2 separate regions of the Homo sapiens genome follow, and region 1 is linked to region 2. A link is a loop called in an ENCODE intact Hi-C map of the cell type or tissue named here. Cell type or tissue: chondrocyte. All regions are shown on one strand. Each heading gives the region's core, and the rest is flanking DNA. Links, peaks and the distances in the headings are about the cores only.

What was found. A loop is a pair of places that touch in the nucleus more often than their neighbours do. Peaks named below come from ENCODE experiments on the same cell type or tissue, not always from the same donor. Only the 100,000 strongest peaks of a DNase experiment are listed, where the experiment ranks them.
Region 1: it touches region 2 in a loop (4-fold over the local background); 33 of 110 quality-filtered maps call a loop at or near these places.

The regions. Positions count from the first base shown.
Region 1 is chr10:12,270,407-12,273,805 of GRCh38, forward strand. No RefSeq gene overlaps it. Among named protein-coding and RNA genes, the nearest start is that of CDC123, 76 kb to the left of the region's middle. In chondrocyte, for the core only: no CTCF peak of the experiment used is centred there; no DNase peak of the experiment used is centred there.
Region 2 is chr10:12,332,311-12,334,810 of GRCh38, forward strand. No RefSeq gene overlaps it. Among named protein-coding and RNA genes, the nearest start is that of CAMK1D, 16 kb to the right of the region's middle. In chondrocyte, for the core only: no CTCF peak of the experiment used is centred there; a DNase peak (open chromatin) is centred at 1,491.

The sequences.
Region 1 (3,399 bases), core at 1-2,500, 62 kb before region 2:
AGGCTGAGGCAGGAGGATCCTTTGAGCCTGGGTTATCAAGGCTGCAGTGAGATGTGATCGCATCAGCCTGGATGACAGACCGAGAACCTATCTCAAAAAAAAAAAGTTTCCCATAAAAATTTCGTAACCATTGTTTGTCTTCTAGCAAAATTATTTTACATTTGAAAACTTTAGGCCGGGCTCACGCCTGTAATCCCAGCACTTTGAGAGGCCGAGGCAGGTGGATCACCTGAGGTCAGGAGTTCAAGACCAGCCTGGCCAACATGGTAAAACCCCATCTCTACCAAAAATACAAAAATTAGCTGGGTGTGCTGGCGGGTGCCTGTAATTCCAGCTACTCGGGAGGCTGAGGCAGGAGAATCACTTGAACCCAGGAAGCGGAGTTTGCAGTGAGCCAAAATAGCGCCACTGTACTCCAACCTGGGTGACAAGAGGGAAACTCCTTCTCAAAAAAAAAAAGAAAAAGAAAAAGAAAACTTCAAACAAGTGTTTTCTTTCAGCCATCAAGCCTTTCCACCCCCTCTCTACTTCTGCTTCTTAAGCAAAGCATTTCCTCATAATCAGGGTGGAGTAATCTATTTTTGTTAGAACTCCCTGTAAAAATGCAACTGCCTCAAGAGGATCAAACACTTATGATCATCCTCAGTGCCAGGGGCTGGAAGTTGGGCCTTATATGGAATTCGTGACTCATCATCCAAGAGCCTAAAAGATTTACTTGCTCTGGCCGGGCTCCTAATTGCATGGGCTGAGCATCAGCTAGACGCCTGAAATCGAACACCTCGACACCTTTTAACTAACCTGGGAACATATTTCTGACTTGGTGCCAGGAAACAGAATACCTGTTTGGTAAACTGTCAACTTCTAGGTCTGAAAAAAAATGCCCGCAACTTCTGTTGAGTCACATCATAAGAGACCGTGAGGACACGTGGATGCCAGGACAAGATACAGGAATAATTCCTTTTCTTAGCAAGAGGAGATATAGCTGATTATAGTTCCTTCCACATAAGCAATGATTATGAATTAGGAAATAACCCAAGGGAGGCCGGGTGCGGTGGCTCACACCTGTAATCCCGGCACTTTGGGAGGTCGAGGCGGGTGGATCACCTGAAGTCAGGAGTTTGAGACCAGCCTGGCCAACACAGTGAAACCTTGTCTCTACTAAAAACACAAAAAATTAGCCAGGTGTGGTGCCACGTGCCTGTAGTCCCAGCTTTTCGGGAGGCTGAGGCAGGAGAATTGCTTGAACCCAAGAGGCAGAGATTACAGTGAGCTGAGATCGCGTCATTGCACTCCAGCCTGGGCGACAGAGCGAGACTTGGTCTCAAAAAAAAAAAAAAAAAAAAAGGAATTAACCCAAGGGAGCACTTTCTTTTTTCTTTTTCTTTTTTTTTTTTTGAGATGGAGTCTCGCTGTTACCCAGGCTGGAGTGCAGTGGCGCGATCTCGGCTCACTGCAAGCCCCGCCTCCCGAGTTCACGCCATTCTCCTGCCTCAGCCTCCCAAGCAGCTGGGACTACAGGCACCTACCACCACGCCCGGCTAATTTTTTTTGTATTTTTAGTAGAGACAGGGTTTCACTGTGTTAGCCAGGATGGTCTCGATCTCCTGACCTCGTGATCCGCCCACCTCGGCCTCCCAAAGTGCTGGGATTACAGGCGTGAGCCACCGCGCCCGGCCCAAGGGAGCACTTTCTTTCTTTTTTTCTTTTCTTTTTTTTTTTGAGATGGAGTCTCTCTGTCGTCAGGCTGGAGTGCGGTGGTGCGATTCTGGCTCACTGCAACCTTTGACTCCCAGGTTCAAGTGATTCTCCTGCCTCAGCCTCCAAGGGAGCACTTTCTAACAGTCAGAGCTGAGTAAAAGTAGAATGGACTGCTATGGGAATCTGTGGGTTCCTCTCCATAAGAGTTTTTGTTTGTTTGTTTGTTTTCTTGAGACCGAGTCTCTCTCTGTCACCCAGGCTGGAGTGCAGTTGTGTGATCTTGGCTCACAGCAACCTCCGCCTCCCAGGTTCAAGCAATTACTTGTGCTTCAGCCTTCTGAGTAGGTGGGACCACAGGCATGTGCCACCGTGCTCAGCTACTTTTTATATTTTTTGTAGAGATGGGGTTTCACCATGTTGGCCAGGCTGGCCTTGAACTCCTGACCTCAGGTGATCCACCTGCCTTGGCCTCCCAAAGTGGTGGGATTACAGGCGTGAGCCGCTGCACCTGGCCCATGAGTTATTCTTGGTGGAGATGTTGTAAATTGGATGCAACAATCTATGGATGGTTGGAATGTGTGATCTCTACGTTCTTTTTCAACTATGGAAATGTATGTTTGCTATACCTGGTATGACACCTGGCACACAGTAGATGGTCAATTTGTACTAAATAACATGTCTGTGGACTTTCTTACATCACAGTCACAGAGACAAATGTCATCACTGTTTCTGCTTGCTATAATTTACACTAAGAAGGTTTTAATCACAACTACCATTAGCTACTCATATTGAGAAATTCCCAGAATATTCTCTTCTGCAAACAGTGGCTGAGTTTGGATTGAGGACTCCGTTTTGGCAACAACCTCTTTACTGCTTCAAGTAATTGCACCCTCACAAACTTGGGATCGCATACACGTAACCAACATGTAGAGGGCAGGAAGCAGTTAAACTGCAAAGCCCCATTGAATCATCTAGATTAGGCACAGGTGGAAGGGCTTTTGAATAATAGGAGAGAGGCTTCCAGGCAACACTCGGCCTGGAAAACACGGCTTTTCTTGTCTGTGAGGGTTGAAGAAGGCATCCAGAGCACGGCCCATCTCCTATGGCTCCGTCACCTACCTGCTCGTGCAGAGAGGAGCAGAATCTGTAAGGGTGAGAGCAGTAGAGACACAGCTGCTGGTGTCCATTAATGTAGGTAGAAAGCTTAAAAAGATGGGTCAGGAGTGGTGGCTCACGTCTGGAATCCCAGTACTTTGGGAGGCTGAGGCAGGTGGATCACTTGAGGTCAGGTGGTCAAGAACAGCCTGGCCAACATGGTGAAACCCCGTCTTTACTAAAAATATAAAATTTAGCCAGGTGCGGTGGCATGTGCTTGTAGTCCCACCTACTTGGGAGGCTTAGGTGGGAGAATCACTTGAACCTGGGAGGTGGAGGTTACAGTGAGTCAAGAACTCGCCACTGCACTCCAGCCTGGGTGACAGAGCTAGACTGTCTCCAGAAAAAAAAAAAAAAAAGATGGGCTGGGTGGTGGTGGTAATTCCAGCATTTTGGGAGGCCAAGGTGGGAGGATTGCTTGAGGCCAGGAGTTTGAGATCAGCCTGACCAACATAGCAAAACCCTGTCTCTATTTTATTTGTAAAATAAAAATAATATAATTAATAAAAATACGAATAAGAACGCTTGGCCGGGTGTGGTGGCTCA
Region 2 (2,500 bases), core at 1-2,500:
TTTCACATCATCATAAAGCTGAAAAATTCTAAGTTAGGCTTGGCGTGGTGGCTCATGCCTGTAATCCCAGCACTTTGGGAGGCCAAGGTGGGCGGATCACCTGAGGGCAGGAGTTCAGGACCAGCCTGGCCAAGGTGGTGAAACCCTGTCTCTACTAAAAATGCAGAAATTAGCTGGGCATGGTGGCATGCATCTGTAATCCCAGCTACTCAGGAGGCTGAGGCAGGAGAATCGCTTGAACCCAGGAGGCAGAGGTTGCGGTGAGCTAAGATCGTGCCACTGCACTCCAGCCTGGGCGACAAGAGCAAAACTCTGTCTCAAAAAAAAAAAAAAGAAAAATTATGTGTTAAATTATTGTAAGTAGACGACTGTCTGTACTACTATTATTTCCATTTTCCAGATATGGAAACTGAGACTGAGAGGAGTTACGCAACCTGCCGCCCTTGAAGCCACAAAATTAGAGCATGGTGGAGGCAAACCAGTGGTGCCTAATTTACCACTTGCTTATTACCACTGAAAGAAGAAATGACTTTCCAGGTGTTTTGGGTGCTAATTCAATTCTTTAAGTGCTTATTTAGGACCTGGCAATGTTTGTCCCCCAGGGTAAGGGGTAGGGTATCTTTAAAGGTGACAATTGGTATCCTTATATACAGGGGAGACTTTATCTCAGCTTTTATATCCATACAATAGAGTTTTATGTCTGGGCATGGTGGCTCATGTCTGTAATCCCAGCACTTTGGGAGGCCGAGGTGGGTGGATCACCTGAGTTCAAGAGTTCGAGACTAGCCTACCCAACATGGCAAAACCCCGTCTGTACTAAAAAAATACAAAAATTAGCTGGGCGGAGTCTGCAGTGAGCCAAGATCGCGTCATTGCACTCCAGCCTGAGGGACAGAGTGAGACTTTATCTCAAAAAAAAAAAAAAAAAAAAAAAAAAAAAACTGAGATAAAATCTCCCCTGTGTGTAAGGATACCAATTGAAATTAGCAACCAAAGCCAAAATTGGTGTATTTTGTTTTTCTGAGTGTACAAAACTTGGGATTAGAGGTTGGAAAATAAAAGATGTGAAACTACCCTTGGCTAGCATCCATCTGCCCCTTCTCTCAACCCTGCGTCATTTGTCACTTGCAGGGAAGGTGGAGAGAAGGACGAGATGGCAGATGGAGGAAGAGAGGACTCAGAAACCCTCGTTTCTTCTGGTTTGCTTCTGACTTGAACTGAAGCTCATGCCTCCTTGAACCTGGGAACAGTTTGATTTCTGGAAGGAGCTGCGTGCAGAAGCTCCTTTAAAACTTTGGGATCAAATTAAAACTTTGGGTTTTAGGTAGGCACAGCCACAAAAAAGTTGAAGCTGGCATGTCTTGTGCAAGGCTACCTATCAAGACAGAAATAGAAGTGGATCTCTGGCCTGGCCGTCTGGGACTGCGATGTCTCATTGTGGGGCCTGCCTGTAACTGAAGGTTCCGCATGAGTCACGGACTTCCCTGGTGCAGGGCAGCAACCCAGGGGCTTGGTAACTGGGTTGAGGGAAAGAGAGAAGTTTTTGTTTATGATCTCATTCCAATCAGAATGTGTCCAGACGCCCAAATATTTGATTTGAGCCTGGTTGCTAAGAGACCTCCCACTGGGACCCAGCTGCCTGCGGGCAGGAAGGCGGTATTGGCATCATTTCAGATTTCTGCCAATTTATTTTGAAACCAGAAAACCTAGAACCTCGGCCTCCTCAAGGCAACCAGGGGGAGAGGAGAGATCTGAGTCAGCCAAACTAGAGAGAGAAAACCCCCGCTAACCTTCTGCCAGGGAGCTGTAGGAAGGTTCGGGATAGAATAGAATGATGACATTGTGCTTGTTTACTTCCTGGGAAATAGGCCGGTAGGGTAATGAAGAAGAAGTTGGAGTTCTGTGCTTAGAAATGCAAGTGTCATCTTGAAGAAACCTCAGGGATTCCAGAACAATGCTGGATTTCCGGGTAATAATTGGGCGTTGTGAAGGCTGCCCTGATTGGATCCACACACCCAGCATCTTGGGTTTTAATTGCCCGGTGACTTAAATGCCTTAGGGAAATGGCATGAGTAACATTGTCATAGGTGAGCGTGTGCGGGGTCGGTGCACATGGGACAGGTGGGGAAACCTGCTTCTGGCTTCTCTCCTTTCTCAGCAGAAGGCAGATAGCTGAAGGGAAAAGGCTTCACATCTGTACTGGTATCAAGGAACACTGGGCTTTCCCATGCTAGTAGCAGCAGAACAGAACCTCTGGATGTGATCTCTGTCCTCAGTGCCACTCTCAGGACCAAGTAGTGATAAATACAGACCTAGACATTTTTCCAAGGTTTTTTTTGTTGTTACCTAGGCTGGAGTGCAGTGGTGTGACCTCGGCTCACTGCAACCTCCAACTCCCGGATTCAAGTGATTCTCGTGCCTCAGCCTCCTGTGCAGCTGGGACTGCAGGCAAGTACCACCGCACCTGGCTAGTTTTTGTATTTTTAGTAGAGACGGGGTT